Regions from separate parts of the Mus musculus genome. Here regions 2 and 3 are each linked to region 1. The links are chromatin loops, found by intact Hi-C in ENCODE. Cell type or tissue: heart. All regions are shown on one strand.

Region 1 (8,000 bases):
AACCCCTAAGAGAGCTTCGAGTTGAGAGCTGCCACTTCTTTTTATACTCTTCTACCAGGTGCCTATGTTGGTTTAAAAAAAAAAATTGGTCTTGGTCTGTATCAATGGTGACAAGATGCTAGACCATTGAGCGACCTGTGAGGAGACACTGCCTTTTTCACATAGCCCATACATTCTACAGGGCTTTCGGTTATTTTAAAACGTCTAGGCCAGCAAGATAGCTCTGAAGTAAAGGCAGTTGCCTCCAAGCTGAAATCCTGGGTTTGGTTTCAGGAAGCCAAATGTGCACAGTAGCTTGTGCATGTGTAAACACACAAATGTAATAAATAGTCCAAAAATTAGCTAAATTGTTATGGTAGTAATCAAAGGAAAACATTTTGAGTATATGAAGACTTAAGCATTGATAGCCGGGTGTGGTGGCGCACACCTTTAATCCCAGCACTCGGGAGGCAGAGGCAGGTGGATTTCTGAGTTCGAGGCCAGCCTGGTCTACAAAGTGAGTTCCAGGACAGCTAGGGCTATGCAGAGAAACCCTGTCTCAAAAAACCAAAACAACAAAAAACAAACAAACAAAAAAACAAGCATTGATGAAATGCAGCCCTGAGATGCAACCTCTGAATTATCAATACCTGAAGGAATTTATACAGGAATGATAGAGAAAGCTAGTTGTTTGGAGAGCTTTTTACAAAGCAGTAAATGAGGAAGACCTATGTCTGTTACACTCGAGACACCAAGAAGCCATTAAAAGATTTTGTAGAGTCGAAATTGGAGCACTCCCCAGGTGTGGTGGACAGGCCTTTAATCCCAGCACTTGGGAGGTAAATACCTGGACTTTTATGAGTTCAAGGCCAGCCTGGCCTACATAGTAAGTTCCAGCCAGGACTACATAACAAAAAAAACAAATGAAGTACATCCTTGGGAAAATGGCAGCTATTGAGTGCCTTCCCGAGAATGGATGAGCAGCAGGAATAGGCCCTAGCTTCCCTGGTAAGGGAGGCCTGAGGTGACAAAATGCTGGGTGGCCAGTGAGGGAAACCAAGACTGCTGTGAGCTCTGGGATATGGGCATGGAGTAAGAAGTGGTAGCTCACAACTGTAACCCCAGCACTTGGGGACTTGATGCAGGGTTGCTCAAATTCATTTTGAGCCATATAATGAGACTGTCTCAAGGGGGAAAAATAAAAACTTAACCAGAAAACCTTGGTTTATGACTTACTTCATTTGACCACTGGCAGTAAAAGCCATGTATTTGGAAGATTCATCATTTCTTAGTGAGCCTGGACATAGAGTAAACTAGCTACCAGCAGCCTTTTCTTGGCTTTTTTGTTTAGTCTTTTTCCTGTTCTAGGCCTCCAGCCTGGGCCTTTGCACATGGTAAGCAAGCAGACAGCTAGCCCTGCCTGTCCTGGAACTCACTCTGTAAACCAGGCTGGCCTTGAACTCAGGGATCTGTCTGCTTCTCCCTCCCAAGTGCTGGGATTAAGTGTGCACCCTCACCGCCTGGCTTCAACCTTTTCAAATGAAAGTGATGCCTGTATCATGTAGCCCTTTCAAAGTTTTGGAGATGTTTTGTGTGTGCTGGAAGTACAGTTTGAAAAAACTCCTATAATCCCAGCACTGGAGGACAGTGACTATTTGTAGGTCAGCAGTCTCTGGATCATACTTTATTCTTCTTTCACTGTTTAATTTTGCTACCATAAACAGTACAGCAAGAAACAAATTCACTAGTATCTTCTGTGTTACTGCTGAGCATAAAGTGGTACAGTATTAATGGACACCATTTTGACAGTGGCAGTGTACAAAGGATTCATTACCACTTTTAAGACTGTTCCACACACTGTAGTCATTAAGAATGCATGTATACTGACATGCTTGACAGCAAGGTTTATTGGAGAAAAAAAAATAAATGTCCATTACCAATAGATGTTAACAGGCATATCTATATTATTGTGCATGTAATAGAAATATGGGATCTGTATAGATTCACAAAAAGGCCCATGATACACTAATGCAGTCAACAAGCAAGTTTGCTAGGCATGGTGGTGCATACTTACAATCCCAGCAATTGAGGGGAAGAGGCAGGAGGATCACTGACTTCAAGGCCAGCCTGGGCTACACATTTAAAAAAAGGAAGTTCAAATCGTTGAAAAATGTAACCACCAGAATGGATGGCAAAGGAAATAAATTACATTATGCATTTTTAAAAAGCCAATATAAATTATTTTACTTACAGATCCTTCTTCCCAAAAACAGAGATGAACAATAGTGGGGAAGTCAGGTTTCTACAAAGAGAATGAAGGATGCTATAGCAATGGAACCATGGTTATATGACAACTAAGTAGACTTGTACACATAAACATGGGTGCATATGCAAAGCTCTACAGAGTATAGCAATTTCTAGGTTTTGATATGGTTAGAGGAAAAATGTTACTTGGTTATAGTTACAATGGACTTGTACTTTTTTCTCTTGGTAACTTTATGAAATCACCAACTCAAAAGATTAAAAAGGATTGGGTATGGTAGTATATAGCACTAGGGAGACAGAGATCGGTGCCCATCTAAATTTGAGGCCAAGACTATACAGTAAGATCTGTATTAAAAAAATAATACTATACAGAGAAACCCTGTCTTGAAAAATCAAAAAAAATATATTAATAATAAAAAAATCCCAAGTTGCTCTGCATCTGTAGACCCAGAAACTCGGGAGACTCGGTCAGGAGGATCAATTCAGTCCATAAGTTCAACAACCTACACAGACCTACTCAAAAAAGTTGTGTGCACAGGTGGTGGTGGTACACACCTTTATTCCAGCACTTAAGAGGCAAGAGGAAGGCAGTTCTCTATGAGTTTGAGGCCAGCCTGGTCTACAGAGTGAGTCTGACAACATCTAGGGCCACACAGAGAAAACCTGTCTTGAAAAACAAACCAACAACATTAAAAAAAAAAACAAAAAACCAAAAACGGTGTTTTTAAACAAACTTTAAAAAAAAATTGCACTGTTTGTATCCATTTAGGAGTTCCAGGCTAAGGTGGGCAATATAGACGAGCTCAAAAAACCAAACAAACAGAAATTTTCCTGTTAACAGTTCTAGTAAACATCTTTACTTCACACGTCCACTCACAGAATCCAAATTCTAAAAGAAAACACTCTTCTTTTGGGAAATGGTCTCATCTATCTCAGGCTGGCCTCAAATTTGCATGGAAGTTGACCTAACACTTCAGATCCTACTTCCACTTACAGAATGCTGTGAAATCAAAGGCAGGCTCTATTCTAGAGCAGTGGTTCTCAACCTCCCTTACACTCTTTAATACAGTTCCTCATGTTGTGGTGACTCCAACCATAACATTATTTTCATTGTTACTTCACAACTGTAATTTTGCTGTTATCATAATACAAATCTCTGATACTCAGCCTCATGAAAGGGTTCTGCAACCACCACAAGGGGTCATGCCCAACAGGTTGAGAATGGCTATCCTAGACAGAAAGTAAGAAAACACCCCTTGTACAACAAAGCTCTAGCCAAGTACCTCAGCCTTAAGACTCATCAGTTTGTAGTTTTACAGCATTTAAATCTAAAAGGTGCAAGGTATGGTGGCACTTGCCTTTAGTCACAGCACTTGGGAGGCAGAGGCCAGTAGATCTCGGAGGTCAAGGCCAGCCTAGCCTATACAGCAAGTTCTATGGCTATATAGTGAGACAAACAAAAAAAAAAAAAACCCCACATTTTACAGAAGGGCAGGGAACCATGCCTGTAATTCCAGTAGCTAGGCACAGGGAGGGCTGCTGCAAGCTTTAGGCCAGAAAAAATAAAAAACAACCCTGAAAATAGACCGATTATGCACATATGGAGCCTCAAACAGTCTCTTTTGGCCTTCTGAGTCTAGGTCTTACTAACTACATCAGCAAAGATTTTCCTGCCTCCACCTCTTAATGTTGGGATTACAGGTGTGAAACAAACGCCTAGGTAGGGTCCCAAGTATTCCGTATGAGACAACTATTAATCAATCATGTTTGCTTTAATAAGATACTGGTCGAAGGGGTCACACTGGTACATAAATTACATTTTCTCAGCTCCAGGACCAAGTAAGGATAGAGCAGTCCGGTATCCATAATCTTGAAGGGTTAGGACCATTTCTTCGAGATGTTGAGATGGTCTAGCTGGTCTGCAATGTATCTATGCTTAGGGAACTTGGAAGTGGCCGCTGCCTTGATGGCTTCAAAAGCCTGGGCCCGTCGCTCCGCGGCGTGGCCGCACTCCTGCTCTGCTGTCATGTAGGGCATGCTGAGCCAGTAGTGGTTCTCGGCCTCCACCTCCAGGCGACGGATCATGCTCTCCTTCGCTTGGAAAGACACGGTACGCGGCCGCCGGTGCTTCCCGATCCACTGCCTGCCCGGAATGCGGCCGCGGAGGAGGACAGCGGTGAGGAACATGGTGCCTCCTGAGGAAATGACACGAAAGCCGCGGTCGCTGAGCCCCGGACCCGGGAAGCGAGCAACCGGCGTGCCAAGCTTGCGCCCACATCCCGCGGCCGAATCCAGAGCACGCTCGGCCTCTCGCCGGAAGTGAGTGGCCGGGAGCCGACTACACTGCAGGATATGGGGGTGGGGGCTCCCCGAAAACCCACCTCGCGTACCAACCGGCCCGGGACACGCTCCCCTCGGCGCTCCGCGTCCCCCGACCGATGCGGCGGCGCGCTGCTTCCGGTCTCTCTGGGGCCCTGATGCTAGAGTTCCGCTCTCGCGAGAGACGCCTTCTGCGCCTGCGCAGGATTCAAATGTGTAGCGCGTTCGTTCGAGGGGACTGGAGGTCAGCAGTCGGCTCGGCGGCCCTCAGCATGAACCCCATCCAGAGTTTCCACTGTAAGCTGCGGGGTCTGGCCACCACGCTGGACAGCGAGACGGCCCGGCTGCTGAGAGCGCTGGACGGCGAGGACAGCGGTGAGTGGGCGCGGGCGGGAGAGTGCGGTTCTCAGCGGGCGGTGTCGTCCAAGGGGCGTAGCTGATCTGTGATGGAAACTGTGCGGACAAATTCTCCTTGTGGCCGCAGGCGAGCGGGTGGTTGGGTGTTTGTTAACAACATCCAGTGGCAACTGTATTAAGACGCACTAAAACCCTGTTTTCTGTACGTGTAAAGTCATTTCGTCTCACTCGAATGGGCCCCTATTGAAGCAAGCATCTGCATTTTCTCCACTAACACTCTATTTGAAGTACAAATACTCGGCACTGCTGTTTTTTTGTTTGTTTTAAGATTTGTTTATATATGTATATGAATGCTCTATTTGCGTGGATGCAGGCACGACAGAAAAGGGCAGCAGATCCCATTATACATGGTCGTGAGCCACCTTGTAGTTGCTGGGAATTGAACTTAGGACCTCCAGAATTGGAGCCAGTATTCTTAGCCACTGAGCCATCTCTCCCGCCTCTTGTTTTATTTTTTAATAATAAAATTAAACATCATTTCTAACTTGTACTAGAGATTTTTTTCTTTTTTCTTTTTTCTTTTTTTTTTTTTTCGAGACAGGGTTTCTCTGTGTAGCCCTGGCTGTCCTGGACCTCACTTTGTAGACCAGGCTGGCCTCGAACTCGGAAATCCGCCTGCCTCTGCCTCCCGAGTGCTGGGATTAAAGGTGTGCGCCACCAAGCCCAGCCTGAGATTTTTTTAAAAAGTTGCAAGGTCACGGAGTGGCGTCCGCCATGAATCCCAACACTCAAGAAGCTGAAGGAGGTAGATTTTTGCGAGTTCCAGGCTAGCACCTGACCAATCAACCAGGCTTAGTGAGACCCTGTCCAAAAAAAAAAAAAAAAAGAAAGAAAGAAAAAAAAGAAAAAAAATCGATGCAAAAGTAGTTCAGATTTTGAGATTATCATAAAATGTCATAAATGTAATCTGTCTCGCACCCAGTAGGTCGAATGTAGTGGCACTTGCCTTTAATCCCAGCACTCTAGAAGGCATAGGCTGGCAGATCTCTGAGTTTGAGGCCAGCTTGATCTACAAATCGAGTTCCAGGACATCCAGGGATATACAGGAAACCCCTGTTTTGAAAAACAGAAACAAAGCAAAAATTGCACCCCGTAGACACAGATTCCTCTTACTTATAACTAACTCTCCATTTGGAAATGTTTTGGAGACTATAAAAGTAACATGTACTGTAGGAAATTTCAAATACAGAAAAGTAAAAAGAGTATATGTATTTTCTATTTAATTCGTAACAGACATCACTTACTGTTGTAGCTTTTTTTTTGTAACTGTTCTTATTTTAGGGAATTAAAATATGCTTTATTTGTTTATGTTGTTGAGCTAATTCGGCATACTATACTAAAGTTCATTAGTATTTCAACTGTATAAAAGTTCTTTTCACCAAGTGTTTGTTAGTCTGTAGTCTCACTAAAACATTACCTCTGCACAAACTTCATTTACTTTTTGTTTATTTGTTTTACAAGAAAATGTTGTAATAATTCTTTAATAAGTAAAAAAAAAAAATACAGGGAGTATTGCCAGCGTCTTCACTTTCAAAACTGTTCTGACTAATTTTATGTCAATTTGGCACAGGCTGGAATGGTCTGAGAGTGGGGAGCCTCAGTTGAGAAAATGCCTTCATAAGGCTGGGCTGCAGACAAGCCTGGAGAGTATCCTCTTAATTAGTGAGTGATGTGGGTGGTGCCATCCCTGGGCTGGTGCCCATGGTTCCATACGTACAGGTTGAGCTCATAAGCTGCACCCTTTTATGGCCTCTGCATCAGTTCCTGCCTGACATCCATTGATGATGAGCAGTGATGTGGAAGTATAAGCCAAATACATACCCTTTCTCCCCAAGTTTCTTTTGATTGTGGTGTTTCATCACAGCAGTGATAACCTAAGACAGTGACTATAGTGTTAAATCACTAAATGAACTTAATACATTATCTTTGAGATAATTTACATACGCTAAAACTTTTTAAAGAATGCGTTTCATTGGTACAGTCAGAGCTGTGCGACTGCTAGTAAGGAGGGTTTAGAGTTTAATAACTTCCAGACTCCCCAAAACTTTATTACAGAAGCCTTGTGTCTGTCTTTATGGGTGTTGTTTTTCTCTCCCTCTCTCCCCCTCCCCCTCTCTCTTCCTCTCTCTTTTTGTTTTATGTTTGTTGTTGTTTTTATTTTTGTTTTTCAAGATAGAATTTTTCTGTATAGCCCTGGCTCTCCTGGAACTCACCCTGTGGACCAGGCTGGCCTTGAATTCAGAGTTCCTCCTACCTTTGCCTCCTGAATGCTGTGATTAAAAGCATGCCCCACTGCCACCTGTCATGTGTTTCTCTGTTATCGTCAGTAAACCCAAACTCTGATTCATTAAGAAAGAAAACAACTCTTTGCCAGTAGACAGTTGTCCCCCATAATCCTATTACAGTCCATGCTACAGGCTTTAGGCAACCTTGTGTCTACTTCTGTGCAGTGGACCTGACTCTTCTGGACCTTTCCTGTAATAGGAGCCCTAGAATATTGTCCTTTAGCCTCGTTCTCACCGTCATCCACATTGTGGAGTAAAGCCCGAGTCAAGTCTTATTCCATTGCATCATTTGCTACATGGTGTGTTTATGTGCTTATACTTGGTGCTAGGTGTGCTTTATCTTGGTGAGTTGACTATGTAGTTCTTGCCTTGTTGATCAGAGTCTAGTCTGGCCTTGAAGCCATGCAGATCCATCTACCTTTGCCTCCCTCTTCTGGATCAAAGGCATGGGTTGCTGTACCTGGAGAGTTATGTAATTTATGTGTGCTGTAGTTCCTTGAAGGCTTTTATTCTTTGTTTCTATTTTTGTTTTTCAAGACAGCTTCTCTGTATCCCTGGCTATCCTGGAACTCCGCATGCTTCTGCCTCTCCAAGTGCTGGTGTTAAAGGTGTGCATCACCACTGCCCAGCAGGATTTTTCTGGTTAAGAAACTGCATTGATATGTTGTTGTTTTGTTTTGTTTTCCTCGTATTTATTTAACATTTTTTCCTTGCTTGAAGACTTTGAAGATTCTC
Region 2 (8,000 bases), 64 kb before region 1:
CAGCAGATCTGAAATAGTTTCTATGCCCCTGTTAAAATTGAGTGCATATGTGGCACTCAGAAATCAGAGACTGTTTGGAACATTAGACAGAAACCTGCAAGCATTCATTTTTCAGTTGCCCAATGTTTCTTACCCAGGTGGCACTGGTTCACAATAAATACTCCCCTTTTTTTTTTTTTAAAGATTTATTTATTTATTATATGTAAGTACACTGTAGCTGTCTTCAGACACTCCAGAAGAAGGAGTCAGATCTTGTTACGGATGGTTGTGAGCCACCATGTGGTTGCTGGGATTTGAACTCCTGACCTTCAGAAGAGCAGTCGGGTGCTCTTACCCACCGAGCCATCTCACCAGCCCTAAATACTCCCTTTAAGAACCTTCCAAGGTAGGAGGCAGGATGGTTAATTTCACATTCAAGATTATGTTGTAACTGAGGAGTGCCTTCCTAGAGATAAGAGGAGGCCCTAACCTTCCAGTAGTTAGGAATTTAGCCTTTATTGGAAAGAATCATTATGCCTGTACTAGTTAGGGCAAAGTCACTGGAGTAGCGTTCATCCTTAAGCCAAACTAAGAGAGAAAGGCTGGAAAGTGAAACGCAGGGTGGCAATGAATGGGGATCTTGCAGTGACACAGCCTGTGAGTCAAATAATGCCAAGGACTGTTGGCCACAGCCACAGGGGAAAGAGCAAAGAGGAATTCTTTCTGAACAGTTAGGTGGGGCAGATTCCATCTTTAACCCAGCACACAGGAGGGTGAGACAGGGAGATTGTCAGGCTAAGGACACCCTGGACTATGTCCTGAGTTCCTGTCTCAAAACAATAATAAAATACAAGTAAAAAAGAGTTCTTACTAGCCCTTTCCAAGAGAATGTAGGCCTCTCTTAACACTTTGGCTTAGAGTGTTTTGCTTCCAGAATCTAGAGAATTAATTTCTGTTGTTTTAAGCCTCTAAGCCTCTAGCTCAGAGGTTCTCAACTGTGGGTCTTAACTCCTTTGGCAAACCTCTATCTCTAAAAATATTTACCTTATGATTCATAATGGCAGGAAAATTTCAGTTATGAACTAGCAACAAAAATAATTCTATGTTTGGGGGGTCACCATAACATAAGAAACTGTTAAAAGGTCACAGTGTTAGGAAGGTTGAGACCCATTTCCTGGGCTTGTGATCTGTTATGCTCTTGTAGCCAATGTTATATGTAGGGAGTAAATTAAATCCTGAATGAATGTATGTTGTTGACATGGGTGCAGCCATGTCAAAGACCAATGCTTCAGCCCCATGGGACTGGCAAAGCCTCCTCTGGTTAGAATGAAAATGTTGGTTATGACTAAAAAGTGTCCACTGTCATTTCCACCACTCTCCTAGGATGCTGAGGGCCTGAAGACACCACTATGGAGATTAGCTAAACCTGTCTTGCTCAGCTGTATGCAATAGCCCTCTTTTCTCTTCACCTATATGCAATAACCGGCCTCTTTGTTCCACTGTATATAGTAAGCAAGCTGAGTTTCCAGAGTGTTGTGGAAGGAACGGCCTTCATTTCATATATCTGAATGCTTGGTCATTAGCCAGTGGCACTGCTTGAGAGGGATTGGATGTGGCCTTGGAATGGGTGTGGCCTTATTGGAGGAAGTGTGTCTCACTGGGGGAAGACTTAAAGGTTTCAGTGGTCCAAGCCAGGCCCAGTGGCTTTCTCAATTCCTGCTGCCTGCTGATGAGATGCAGAACTCTTAGCTCCTTCTCCAGCAACATGTCTGTCTGCCTGCCTCCATGCTCCCTGATACGCTGATAATGGACTAAATAAACCTCTGAAACTGTAAGACAACCACAGTAAATGCTTTCCTTAATAAGATTTGCTGAGGTCTTGGTATCTCTTCATAACAGTAGAACATTGACTAAGACACAGGGTCCATCAGAGAGCCCAGACCACCCAGTCTTAGCTCTTCTGTGTATGTCCTTTCTTTGTTCCCTTGGTGACCCATTAGGTCAATCCCTGGAACAGTGAGACTCAGAAGTTATAATGAAGTGACACATGAGAAGTTGCATCTGTTTTACATAGAGGCAGTGAAGGGTGTAAATTTTAGCATAGTTATAAAATTATATAGTTTTATAGTCTTATCTATATAAATAGAAAGATGGCCAGAGGAAAGCGGCTTCATTTCCCACATGCCAGTCATAGCCCTCAGACAGCATTTGGTTGTATTGTTTTGTTTTTCCAGACTTGGTTTCTTTGTGCAGCCCTGGCTGTCCTGGAACTCACTCTGTAGGCCAGACTGGCCTTGAACTCAGAGATCCACCTGCCTCTGGCTCCCACGTGCTGGAGTTAAAGGCTTGCGCCACCACCTGGCAAGACAGCAATATTTTTGTCTTCTTAAAATTTGCTTTTTTTACTTCTTCACTTTACATCCCACTCACTGATCTCCCCCCCCGGCCCCCCCCTCCCCCCCGTCACCCATCCCACAATCCCCTATTGCCCCTCCCTTCTGAGGGGCTAGGGCCCCCCTGTATGTCCCCCACCCTCTCTGGTACATCAAGAGATAGCATTCTTTTTTAAATCTTTAATTTTTTTTTTTTACAGTCCAGTCATTAGCCCCTTCCTGGTCCATCTTCTGACAATTCCGCATCCCATTCCTCCTCCCCCTCCTCCCCTCTCCTGCCTCCAAGAGGATGTCCCCACCCACCCCTCCAGACCTCCCCATTCCCTGGGGTCTCAAGTCTCTCACTGCTGTTTATGTAAAAGACAAAGAAAGGGGGCAGAGAAGGACAGAAAGAAAAGAAACGAGGGAAGAGGCCGGCCAGGGAGCATGTGGAAAGAAAGGGGGGAAGAGACAGCATTCTTTTTTTTTTTTTTTTTTTTCCTGGTTTTTTGAGACAGGGTTTCTCTGTGTAGCCCTGGCTGTCCTGGAACTCACTCTGTAGACCAGGCTGGCCTCAAACTCAGAAATCACTGAGTGCTGGGACTAAAGGTATGTGCTACCACTGCCCAGCTGAGACAGCATTCTTTTTTTTTTTTTTTAAAGATTTATTTTTATTTATATGAATACACTGTAGCTATCTTCAGACACACCAGAAGAGGGCATTGGATCCCATTACAGATGGTTGTGAGCCACCATGTGGTTGCTGGGAATTGAACTCAGGACCTTTGGAAGAGGAGTCAGTGCTCTTAACCACTGAGCCACCTCTCCAGCCCCTGAGACAGCATTCTTAATACTAGTTTTTCTGTCAGTCCTAATTCTGTCAAAACCACCCACCACCCACACACACCTCACTGGGAACTGAACCTATCACCACACATGAGTTTTATGTGGTCTTCCACTGGGCTCCATCCTTAGCCTCCAGATTCCATGTTGTATCTTAATTCTTTGAGACAGTTTTTCTGGGAAAATAGCTGAATTTTACCCACCTTAGTGCCCTAGAGTTGGGTCAATTTTGCCACTAATATGTAGTCAAAAATTTGAAGTCAGAATATGTTTGCTTTTTTTTTTTTTTTTTTTTCTCTAGACAGGGTTTCTCTGTGTAGCTCTGGGTGTCCTGGAACTCACTTTGTAGACCAGGCTGGCCTTGAACTTAGAAATCTACCTGCCTCTCTCTCCCAAGTGCTGGTATTAAAGGTGTGCACTTCTGGGTCCTAATGTCATCTTTAGGGCATGTTGCAATTTTCTTATTGTATACATGTTACTTTAATGTAACAGTAGTGTATGGTGACTAAATATTAATACTCATTTTACTAAGTCTTTATCATACTATAATAGCAGTTACCTTCTTCTTGGAGACTTTAGTAAATAGTCTGTTTTAGCTGACCTCAAACTCACAGAGTTCCACTGTCCTCTTCCTCCTGAGTGTGTGGAATTAAAGGCATGTGCCACTATGCCCAGGGCCAAAACCCAAACCAACCCAAACCAAACTTAAAAACTTTTCATTTGTCCTCAGACAACCCCTGGGCCACACATCCTCATGAGCAGTGGTCCATGCACATCCGCACATAGAATGTAAATAAATGAATGTACTGTGTTTTAAAAGAATGTATGAAATTATTCCTAATGATTGTACATTATGATGTTTCACAGCAAGGCTTCTAGATTCTAAGATTGCAGTCATTACTTAGCAATCTCCAGCTGTAAATATTTGAAAATCCCACTCCAGGAAAGGGCTGTTTCTATATTCTGCTTTCATGGTGTAACCTTAAATGTGGACTCCAAATCAAACTGACCTGTTGTATATGGCTTCCACCTTAAATCTCAGGCTCCTACCAATTCAAACAAAACATGGTGGAGAGAGCGATACGTGGACCAAATTATCCCAGGGGATTCTTCATTGGAGACACATTATAGTCACAGGAGTCTTATATTTAAGTATATATAATATTTTTCTTGCTTGCACGCTTGAGTGATGCACAGCCTTATGTAATAGGGAACCCGACTTGTATGGGTCCTGAAAGACCTAGGGGAAGAGTGTTATACAGAGTGCCACCCAAGGCACACAGGGCAGCTAAGAATTCATTCCTCTCCCCTTGCGCATCCCCATCCCTCTCGTCACCCAGTCCTAGATGGCCTCCTACACATCCTTAGCACTCTCCTCTCTTTTCCACCAAGGCACCCCCAAATCCCATGGGCGGGCCTGAGCAGAAGCCCCGCCCCAACTTCAGGCCCCGCCTCCTTCGGCCGGGTAGCCCCACCCCCTACGGGGATTGCCAGGCGCGGGACTAGGGGCGGAGCGGCAGGATGCGGGGCAGGGGCGGACCCGGTCCAGGCGCCGGGAGGGGCGGAGTTGCAGCGTCGCCCTTCACAGCTCGCAGCGGGATGAGAGGCGGGCCCGGAGGCGGGCCCGAGGGCGGGGTCAGGGGCGGACCCGGGCCAGGCGCAGGGAGGGGCGGAGTTGTGGCGTCGCCCTTCGCCACTGCTTGCGGCGGCGGAGCCTCGGGGGCGGGGAAGCTGGCGACAGGGCCGCTGGGGTCTTGTGGTCCTACAGAATCGTGGGCAGCGGGACCCGGCAGTCAGCAGAGGAACATGGCGCCCTGGACACTCTGGCGCTGCTGCCAACGCGTGGTGGGCTGGGTTCCGGTGCTCTTCATCACCTTTGTGGTCGTCTGGTCCTACTACGCGTACGTGGTGGAGCTGTGCGTGAGTGAGTACGGGAGGCGCGGGCGGCGGGCCGGGCCGCGGGTGGCAGGCCGAGGCCTCGGCGCCGCGTTCTGATTCCGCGGGGCGGCCTGCGCTTCCCCAGCCCGTGGGTTCCACGTCCGAGGGTTCCGGCCCGCGCTTCTCCGGCGGTGGGGGCCCCTGTCCGTGGGTTTCTGCCCACGGCTCGCTGCTCGAGGGGTCCCGAGTTCGGGCCTGCGCGCCGCCCACGCTCCAAGCTTCCGGGTGGCTGCAGTCGCCTTGGGGCTCCCACCCTTCTGTGACGGAATGCTCACAAAGGCCTTTCCTTTTGAACTAGAGAACCCCTTCTGAGACGGCTTGTGAGGTCAGTTTGGCTAAAACACACGCACACACGCACAAAGAAATCTTTTCCTCCCAGATTGTTGCTCCCCAAACTGCGCGAGAAGAAGCGCGTAAGCTGAAAGCAGCCTGGGGGCCTGGGAGGGAGGTGTGTCTCCCGGGTCTGCAGTGTGGGCTCAGCCCCTGGTCTGAGCTGTATTTGACCCTTTTTAATATTCATCTGGGGGTCTCAGTGCTGGATTTACACAAAATGTTGTTTTGAGGCACAAGGAATTGAACAAGAGAGGTGCAAGCTCAATGACTTTTTTTTTTTGCCTGTTTACTTTGTAGGTTTGTATTGCTTATACCTTTAGTTTTAGGGCTTTGGTTTAGTTTTACTTTTGCTATTTTTCTTATTTAATTTTTTTTACCGTATGGTTCTTACCTGATTTCCTGGGATAAAGGAATAGCGTTGCATTATACTTACATGACTTAGCCGATTGGTTCATTGTCATTAACACCCTAGGCCATTACTATGTCAGTGATACTAAATAATTGCCTGTAAGCTTTGAGTGTGCGTTCTATACCTACTGGCTCTTTACTGTGTTCGTCTCCCGTCAGCATTATTAAATAAAACCCTAAGAAAAAGCAGTCCCTTGGTTTCCCAGAAGTGATGTGGTTTTAATTTTCAGACAGAGCCCTCGGTTATCTGAAGGACAGATTTTCTTTGGGGAAAAACATACGGGGTAAATACAAGAATGAAAAAAAAAAAAAATCGGGCTGGTGAGATGGCTCAGCGGGTAAGGGAACTGATTGCTCTTTCGAAGGTCCTGAGTTCAAATCCCAGCAACCACATGGTGGCTCACAACCACCCATAAAGAGATCTGACACCCTCTTTTGGTTCGTCTGAAGTCAGCTACGGTGAACTTACGTATAATAATAAATAAATCACTCAAAAATGGTAGAGCCTAGACCTCAATTGTGGCTTTGGATTTGGCGAGCTCCAAACCAAGTACTTGTTTAAAAACTCAAGTTCTGTTCATAGAAGACCCTGAAGTAGCTGAGCTTCTGCAGGTTTTTATTTTTACAGATTTTTTTTTTTTTTGAGACAGGGTTTCTCTGTATAGCCCTGGTTGTCCTGGAACTCACTTTGTAGACCAGGCTGGCCTTGAACTCAGAAATCCGCCTGCCTCTGCCTCCCGAGTGCTGGGATTAAAGGCGTGCGCCACCACACCCGGCTCTGCAGGTTTTTAAATGGCAGCATCCTTAAGAAAATGACTTTGCTACTTAGAACATTTGATTTAGAAGAAACAGTGTACACCTGCCCTCTTGCTCTTGGGAGGCTGAGGTCCAGGCTAGCCTGGCCTTCAGTGTCTCAGAATAAAACAGCTGGGGCTTTCATCCCAGCACTAGGAATACAAAAGCAGGGGCAGACATATCTATTGAGTTTGAGGCCAGCCTCTTATGCATAGTGAATTCTAGGACAAACAGAGCCATGTAGAGAGACCCTGTCTCAAAACAACACTGTGTGTGTGTGTGTGTGTGTGTGTGTGTGATATACAAGGGTGCACACAGGCCAAGGCTCACTTGAGGAGGTTGGAGGATAACTTTGTGGAGTCAGTTTCTTCCTTCCACGGTAATGTAGGTTCCTAAGACTGAACTCAGGTCAAGTCTGCATGCTAGTTGCTTTACCTGCTGAGCCCTGTCAGTGGCCTAAACAGAACAGTATTTTTTAGAACAGTTATCTCTACAGCTGGGCTCTGAGTAATTTAATTATGGAATACCTTCCCAAATAGTAAATTTGTTGCATATAATAATTTAGACTCCTCTTTTTGAATACCAAAATGTTTGCTAAAATTATTAAATTAGAATTGACTCTATTTAAATGTTTTTATTGTTTTAATTTTGAGACTGGGCCTCTCAGTGTAGTCCTGGCTGTCCTGGAACTTGCTTTGTAGACCAGGCTGGCCTCGAACTCAGAGATTCGAAAGCCTCTGTTGGGATCAAGGGCATGCCCTCCCTCTATCCCACCCTCAACCCCTCACACCACTTCCCCTTATAGTTTTGGAGTTAAAGTTGCTGAAGGAACATTAAACATGTGAATTAGATTCAGATTATACAGCTTAACTTGAAAATAATTTTTATTCAAAAATACCCACTGTGAGGTTAAAAAGTTCAATAAATTTTTAATTATGTCAGTCTCTCATTTTTACATTTCCTACATGTGTGTGTGTGTGCATGTCTCTGGAGTCAGACTTCTGGGAGTCGGTTCTTGGATTCTACTCTGTGGGTTGGGAGTGGTTGAACTTGGGTCATCAGGCTTGGCCGTAAGCCCCTGGACCCAGAGTGTGTCTACGAATAAACGGAAAGGAATATGAATAGAGAACTGCAGTGTGTCAGTGGCGGAGAGGGAGCGAGCGTTTCCTTTACCCTCCTCTTTCCCTTAGTGTCCCAGCAGGGGTTTGTCTGTGGATGTAGGAAGTGAGACTCTGAGCTGTGTGGAAGGAACTTACTGAGCATAGAATTGACTAGGAAGTGATTCAACTAAGCTGCTGTCTTTCAGATCGTGATAAGAGAAGAACCAAAATA
Region 3 (8,000 bases), 140 kb after region 1:
CGATAGACAATGGTCATACTTGTGCATCCTGGGAGAAGTGCAGAATCAGGAGAAATGTACAGTACCTCGGGAGGATACTGAGCCTTTTTCACCAGTTATCTTGGCAATGGGTTGTTGAGGTGATTTTTTTTTTTTGGCTGCACCACTTTGACCTCACCATGTAACCCTGGCTGTCTGTGAACTTGCTATGTAGAACAGGCTGGTCTCAAACTCACAGAGATGGCACCTTGCTCTGGGATTAAAGGTGTATGCCAGCCAGGATGGCCTCTGTTGTTTGAGAACCTTGTATACGGATTGATTCCCACAGTGGCTATACAGACTTATGTTCCCACCACCAGAGGATAAGCATCTACATCCGTGTTACCCCTCAAGCTATGGATGCTGTGAGGAAAAACTGGATGATGGGGCTGTAACCCAGGGGTGGTTAAGGTGCAGAATGCATTTTTTAAAAGTAATTGTTGGCCAGTGCATCTCTTCTTTGTCTAGTCTGTTTAGTAGCCATTTATTGACTGTATGATTGGCTTTTTGTCCTGGTTTGTGTATGCTTGGCCCAGGGAGTGGCACTATTAGAAGCTGTGGCCCTTTTAGAATAGGTGTGGTCTTGTTGGAATAGGTGTGTAACTGTGGGTGTGGGCTTTAAGACCCCAGTCCTAGCTACCTGGCAGTCAGTATTCTACTAGCAGCCTTCAGATGAAGACTCAGCTCGTCCTGCACCATGCTTGCCTGAACGTTGCCATGTTCCTGCCTTGATGATAATGAACTGAACCTCTGAACCTGTAAGCCAGACCCAATTAAATGTCATTATAAGAGTTGCCTTGCTGGGCGTGGTGGCGCACGCGTTTAATCCCAGCACTTGGGAGGCAGAGGCAGGTGGATTTCTGAGTTCGAGGCCAACCTGGTCTACAAAGTGAGTTTCAGGACAGCCAGGACTGTACAGAGAAACCCTGTCTCGAAAAACCAAAAAAAAAAAAAAAAAAAAAAGTTGCCTTGATCATGGTATCTGTTCACAGCAGTAAAACCCTAAGACACTTTTAATTTATTTTTTGATGTTTAATGTTGTATATCCTCGGTATTAATCTAGTGTAGTTGGCAAGGATTTCTTTCCCCATCCTGTAGCCAGACTATCTTAGTTATCTTCCGTTGTGATGAAACGCTTTGATCAGGGCAGCTTATAGAGGAAAGAGTTTATTAGGGCTTGCAGTTCCGAGGAGTGGAACCTTGGTCACAGGAGTGGGATGCTGAGGAGTCCCAGCTTGAGCTGCAAGCCTGAAACAGAACGCCTTCCAAATGGCCTTGCCTGAAAGAGCCCATCTTTAGTGACATTCCTCCTCCAGCAACCATACCTCAGACTCTCAAACACTACAAGCTGGGGACGGAGCACTCAGGTGCCTGGAACACCTAAGACAGCCTTCCTGTGCTCCATGAAGATCCTTGACAGAGACTGACGGCTTTGTGCCTTTTTAGCACTCAGAGCTGTCAGCCTTCAGACCCAGGTTCTTCAACTTTTTGAAATGTACTGCTATAGTTTACCGGTTTCTTTCTTTTCTTTTTTCTTTTCTTTTCTTTTCCTTTCTCTTCTCTTCTCTTCTCTTCTCTTCTCTTCTCTTCTCTTCTCTTCTCCTCTTCTTTTCTTTTCTTTCTTTTTTCTTTTTTTCTTTTTTTGATAGAGGGTTTCTTTGTGTAGCCCTGGCTGTCCTGGAACTCACTCTGTAGACCAGGCTGGCCTTGAACTCTTGGAGATCCATCTGCTGCTGATGTCCGAGACTTTAAAGTGTGCCCCCACAGCCAGACTATTTTCTTTGACCTTTATTCTGTGTTTTTAGTGCTTGTTCCCGGAACAGTGGATTTACTAGACATCTTCCACTGTTCTTATATTTATACCTGTGTGTCAGGAAAACAAAAGTGATTTTCTCGTTTGTTCTTACCCCAGATCTGTCGACACAGGAGATGTCTGTGACCTTGGAAGGTAGAGTTCCATAATGCATCTTTGGCTTTGATGAGTTTGTTTAGTAGTGCCTATCAGGTTTATTATGAGGGATATTACAAAACATGCAGATACGCCAACACTGACAGAAGGTATGGGAGGGGAGGGCCTTTAGAGGTTTTACGAGGATTTCGTTCCATAGATATATGTATTTATGAGGTTTTTATTGCTGGGATAAAGATATGACCAGAAGCAGCTTGGGAAACGCAAGGCAGGAGGAGCCTAGAGGTGGGAAGCAGAGCAGCAAGCATGAAGGGATGCTGGCGTGGTCTCCATGGCTCACGAGCCTGCTTTCTTTTGTTTTTAAACAGGGTCTCACAGTATAGCTTCTGCTGAGCTGAAACTCCCTGTCTAGGCCAGGCTGTCCTTGAACTCAGATACCCCTGCCTCTGCTTCCCAAGGGCTGAGACTAAAGGCTTTGCCACCACACTAGGCATTCAGCTGCTTTCTTAGACACACAAGGACTACCCACCTCGGGGTAACACCACATCCTGGAGTGCTGGGCTCTCCGATATAAATCATCAACCAAGAAAATGCCCTATAGACTAGTCTATAAGCCAATCTGATGGACGCGTTTTCTCAATTGAGGCTTCTCTTCCCAGAGGACTCAAGCTTATGTCAGGTTGATTAAAAAAACAACAACAACAACAACAAAAACTAACCAGGATGGCATGAGCGATTCCTGGCCACAGAGGTCAATGTATGCCTCAGTGCCTCTCTCTTCCCCAGAGCTGAGAAGACAGAGCTGAAAAGTCCCAACCTTCTAATCTGCCTTGGTCTTTGACATGCGACCAGCCCACATCCTCTGCCTAGGAGCTGTCACGAACGAATGAACTGTTAATAGACAGAGCGGGATGTCTTGCTTCAATTAGTGCAGGGGTTTGGGGAGTTGTACTGGCTAGAGCTGTGTCATTAGGAAGTCACTGTTAGATGTATTAGTTATATGTCTCACTACTGTGATCATGACGGAGAAGGCGAGGTGGCAGGGGTGTGAGGTACCCTCCACAGGAGGGAGGAAGAGACTAGACAGGAAGTGTCCCCCTATAAAACTTCAAGTGTCCACAACCTCCCCACACAATGCCACCAGCTGGGGAACGTGTGAACCTGTGTGGGACATTTTATAATGCAAGCTACAATTAAAATCGTGTGTTTCAGAATAATCACAACAGCGTGCCGTCCCTGGCTCTTTTTATATCACGTTCTGGAAGATTCCCTTGACTTTATCATTCAGGGGTTGTACTGGCTGGTTTTGTGTCAACTTGACACAGGCTGGGATTATCACAGAGAAAGGAGCTTCAGGTGTGAGGAAATGCCTCCACGAGATCCAGCTGTGGAGCATTTTCTCAATTAGTGATCAAGGGGGAAAGCCATTATAGGTGATTCGATCCCTGGGCTGGTAGTCCTGGGTTCTATAAGAAAGCAAGCAAGCTGAGCAAGCCAGGGGAAGCAAGTCAGTAAGTAACATCCCTCCATGGCCTCTGCCTCAGCTCCTGCTTCCTGACCTGCTTGAGTTCCAGTCCTGACTTCCTTTGGTGATGAATAGCAGTATGGAGGTGTAAGCTAAATAAACCCTTTCCTCCCCAACTTGCTTCTTGGTCGTGATGTTTGTGCAGGAATAGAACCCCTAAGGGTTGTATTAGACTTTTGTTTGAGGGATAGGCATTTTGTTGTTGTTGTTGTTGTTCCTTACAGGTCATTCTCGTTCGCTAATCCATTCACTTTTGTCTCATCCCTTTATTGCTTGTCTGTCTCTCCCTGGGATTATTATTTCCAAGGTGTTCTCTACTTCTTCCACAGTTGTGTCTCCTTCCTCTAAGTTCTTTCTAAAAGCTTTGCATTGCTTTATTTCGTTTTCCCACTTTCATCTGAGGTCTCCTCACACGACTCTATCTTACTTGCTTGAAATAATGGCATGACTAAGATATGATTCATGTATTACAAAATCCACTTGTTTAAAAGTGTCCAGTTCTGTAGGTCACATCTGTAATGCACTTCAGAGACTTAGGCAGGAAGGTCATGAATTGGAGGCTAACCTGAGCAATAGTGTGAAAAAAAAAATCTTGTCTCAATAAAACAAAACAGGGGGCCAGAGAGTTGGCTCAATTAAGAGCACTGACTGCTTTTCCAGACAACCTTGGTTCCCCCCACCCCTTCACAAAAAACGGCTCCAGCATGTATGGAGGTTTACAATAGTTTGTAATTCCAGTTCCAGAAGATCCACTGCCCTCTTCTGGCCTCAAAAGGTACTGCATGCAGGTGATGCACAGACATACCATGCACCATGGGCCAACACCCATGCACACAAAATAATTTTAAAAAATTAAAACACAGCCATGGAAAGAAAGAAAAAACTATACAATTTGGTAGGTTTTAGCATATGTCTGTAGCTGCATAATGACCATAATTTTACCTCTGTTCCTTCACTCCCCTCTATGGACCACCTCAGAGGAGGCTAAGAGTCTATTCTACCTTTGGTCTCTATGGATCTGCCTCTTCTAGACAATTTTATCAATAACCTTAAGTACTATGTGACCTATTGTGTCTGGCTTCTTTCACTTACAAACATGTTTTCCAGGTTTATCCACACTGTAGCCCCTGCCCTCACTTCATTGCTATGCCCCGCTTTATTTGTGCAGTCAGTCACCAGTTGGTGGACTCTTGGATGGTTTCCACTGCGGGTCTTCTGTAACTAGTGCTGCTTGTGAGCCGTCTTTATTTAGCTGTGTTTTCATTTCTCTGGAGGGTACCCTGAGTGTGACATTGCTAGATCAAATGGTAAGCATGTGTTTAAGTTTTTGAGGAATTGGCAAACTGTTTTCCCAAAGCAAGGAACCAGCCTCCATCCCAGGAATGCAGGACAGCACGGTGTTCTCTCAACCTGCACTGACACTCTTCTTATCTGCCTTCTTTCCTTAAGCCGTAAGTGGCTTGGGAGTGTTTCTTCATTGTGGTTCTGATGTGCATTTCCTTAAGGACTAATGATATTAAGCTACTTTTCACGGGCTTATTGGTTTTATATCTTTAATGAGAAAATGTCTCCAAATCCTTCACCTTTAAATCTAACTTTATTTTGCTCATGGCTTATGAGAGGGGTTTATATGTTCTCTGTACAAGTGCCTTATCACGAATATGGTTTTCAAGTATTATTTCCCATTCCCGGGACATTTTGGTTTTCCAGTTCTTTGATATTGTTTATGTGTTGGCTGTTCTGCACATATATGTGCACATATATGTGCACATGTATGTGCAGTGCCCACAGCGGCTGGACAAGGGCACTGAATCCTCTGCGACTGGGATTGTGGATGGTTGGCAACTACCTTGTGTGTGTTGGGAACTGAACCTCAGTCTTTTGGAAAGGCAGCCAGTGCTCTCAACCACTGAGGTGTGAGGTTTTGTCTTTTACTGTCTGTTATAATGCTAAGTGTGGGCCCCCAAGACCTGAGTCTCCATGTAGCCCCTATGACCCTGCCCCCAAGGTAATTCTGATTGGTGAATAATGATGCCAACTGAGTCAATAGCTGCGCAGAAGAGATATAGGTGGGGTTTAGGTTTTGTGGGCTTGGGGGCAGAGGAGGACCTCGAGGGAAAAGGATGTGCAGGAGAGGAAAAGGAGAAGCTGCCTTGTGTTAAGCGTCAAGAAGCGTGGCCCCAAGGGCTGGCCAATCGGAGCTAAGAGCCGCCCAGGTGAAACAGCAATAACTTGGGGTTCTCCATAGGAAATAGATTCTAACAGCGTGGAGGGCAGGCAGCTGCCCAGCTCTTGTGTTAAGGCTTATTGTAAAGAGAAAGGCTGAGAGTGTGTTTTTTTTTAATCTGGGAATTCAATAATCAAAAATGGGGTAGAAACCCCTGGCCGAGACTTAAACACTGAGGCGTCCTTCCTGCCCTAATGTTCAGTGTCTTTTTGCTTCCTTTTCTTTTCTCTTTTCTATTTTTCCCTTTCTTTCCTTTTCTTTTTACTGTCTTGTCCTATCCTGTCCTGTCCTTCCTTCCCTCCCTCCTTCCGTCTTTGGAGATAAAAATTAACCTGTGTAGCCCTTGGTGTCCTGGCCTCAAACTCAGAAGTCCACCTGCCTCTGCCTCTGCCCCCCAAGTGCTGGGACAAAAGGAATGCGCTACCACCAGCCGGCTTAATTTTTAATTTTTGAGGGTTTTTGTTTTTGTTTTTTTTATTTTGGTTTTGGGGGTTTGGAGCCAGAGTTTCTCTATGTAGCCCTGGCTGTCCTAGAACTCACTCACAACAGGCTGGTGTTGAACTCAAGAGATTCGTTTGCATCTGCCTCCCAAATGCTGGGATTAAAGGTGAGTGTCCCCACTATCCAGCTTGATTTCCAGTTTCTAAGAGGTGTCTTCTCAAGAATAAATATTTTCAATTTTGATGGTGGATATTTTTCTTTGCAATACTGGCTCTATGACTAAACCATGTTCCCATTTTCTGAGGTAAGACCCCTCGCAGCCCAGGCAGCCTTCAGTCTGATCCTCCTAAGCTGGGATTAAAGCTGTGCATGCCAGGATGTGTCTAATAACTGATTTCTTCAGTTGCTTGTTCTTGGTGCTGTGCCTAAGAAGCTTGTACTTAATCCAACATCAGGAAAACAGCACTCCTATATTTTTCTCCAAGTATTTTCTAATTTAACCCCAACTGTTGGGCAGATCTGTGATCCATTTTGAATATTTACGGGGTGAGGAGGCTCTAATTTCATAAGCTTGAGCTGACCAGAGCTATTTGTCCAAAAGACTATTTTCTTTTAACTTTTGCTGTAGATATTTTGTTTGTTTGTTTGTTTGTTTGTTTGGAAACAAGGTTTCTCTGTGTAGCCCTGGCTGTCCTGGAACTCACTCCGTAGACCAGGCTGGCCTCGAACTCAGAAATTCACCTGCCTCTGCCTCCCGAGTGCTGGGATTAAAGGCGTGCACCACCACGCCCGGCGCTGTGGACATTTTTAATCCCAATCCAGGGTTTCTACCCCGCTTTTGACCAGTTATTTCCTGATAAAAGATATACACAACCTTAGACTCAACAACTTTTTATTGAATTTTTGTGATTTTCCCATCATGCACCCCAACCCCACTCATCTCCCGGTCCCTGTGTATCTGTCCCCTGCCCTTATAATAAATAGGGAAATAAAATAAAATAGAATAAACAAACCTTGTCGTGGACGCTGCAGTGTGCCACAGTGTCACATGGTACATACGTCTGTCCACACTTCTTGTATGTGTTCACTGCAGAGTCACTGCAGAGTCACTGGTCTCTTTTGAGGCCTCTGGCTTCTGCTATACCTTAACACTGTCAAGTCTCGAATTGAGGGTCCAGAAATAAGCATCTGAATTGATAGCCTATTTATTTATTTATTTATTTATTTATTTATACAGCGCATGAACCCCTCGGCTTCGCTTGCTCTCCCATCTCTCCATCACACTTTCATCCATCCCAGTGGCACCGGCAGCAGGGTGTCACTGTCCTGGCTTCCACGGACTATTATTTTTAAAGTTTTCATTAGCAATATTAATTATATGTAATAATGGGTTTAATTATAACACTTTCATGGTGCATATAATGTATTTTTATCATGTTTACCTCTATTAACGCTTCTTTTTAAACAGGAAAGATTAAAAATAACAGAAAATCAATTTACCAGTTCAGAATATTGCTTACTCAACGTTCCACCTGGAACCTTGGATCCTGGCTCCATCTGAAGTACTTAAATAAATAAATAAATAAATAAATAAATAGGCTATCAATTCAGATGTTTATTTCTGGACCCTCAATTGTATATAAGTGTCCTTTTGCCACCTGTTCTTTTTGTCATTGTTTCAGGATTTTTTTTTCGGGGGGGGGGGAGTTGTTTATTATTGTCGATTTGGTATTTGTTTTTGTGTTTTGTTTTTTGTTGTTTGATTGGGGTTTGTTTTGTGTGTGTGTGTGTTGTTTCATTTTTGAGACAAGGTTTCACTCTGTAGTCCTGGCTGACCTGAAATTTACCATATAGAGGATCACCACTCCTATCTGCCTACC

What was found. Hi-C counts contacts between places; a loop is a spot of excess contacts. Peaks named below come from ENCODE experiments on the same cell type or tissue, not always from the same donor. Only the 100,000 strongest peaks of a DNase experiment are listed, where the experiment ranks them.
Region 2: a loop joins it to region 1, with 2.1 times the contacts of the local background. A loop is called at or near these places in 7 of 42 quality-filtered maps.
Region 3: a loop joins it to region 1, with 3 times the contacts of the local background. A loop is called at or near these places in 10 of 42 quality-filtered maps.

What each region holds. Positions count from the first base shown.
Region 1 is chr14:57,822,948-57,830,947 of GRCm38, reverse strand. It overlaps Ska3 (spindle and kinetochore associated complex subunit 3), which reads left to right and starts at 4,785. Exons shown (of 9, transcript NM_198605.3): 1 at 4,785-4,938; 2 at 7,986-8,000. The coding sequence starts at 4,836. It overlaps Mrpl57 (mitochondrial ribosomal protein L57), which reads right to left and starts at 4,709. Exons shown (of 2, transcript NM_026401.2): 1 at 4,626-4,709; 2 at 2,203-4,439. The coding sequence starts at 4,431. The coding sequence ends at 4,123. In heart, a CTCF peak has its summit at 4,343; a DNase peak (open chromatin) is centred at 4,747; H3K4me3 peaks cover 2,646 bases; H3K27ac peaks cover 1,815 bases.
Region 2 is chr14:57,887,181-57,895,180 of GRCm38, reverse strand. It overlaps Zdhhc20 (zinc finger, DHHC domain containing 20), which reads left to right and starts at 4,845. Exons shown (of 13, transcript NM_029492.5): 1 at 4,845-5,118. The coding sequence starts at 5,001. In heart, no CTCF peak of the experiment used is centred here; DNase peaks (open chromatin) are centred at 4,860 and 7,830; H3K4me3 peaks cover 1,827 bases; H3K27ac peaks cover 1,276 bases.
Region 3 is chr14:57,680,993-57,688,992 of GRCm38, reverse strand. No RefSeq gene overlaps it. Among named protein-coding and RNA genes, the nearest start is that of Gm26440, 13 kb to the left of the region's middle. In heart, a CTCF peak has its summit at 4,238 (motif pointing left); a DNase peak (open chromatin) is centred at 4,202.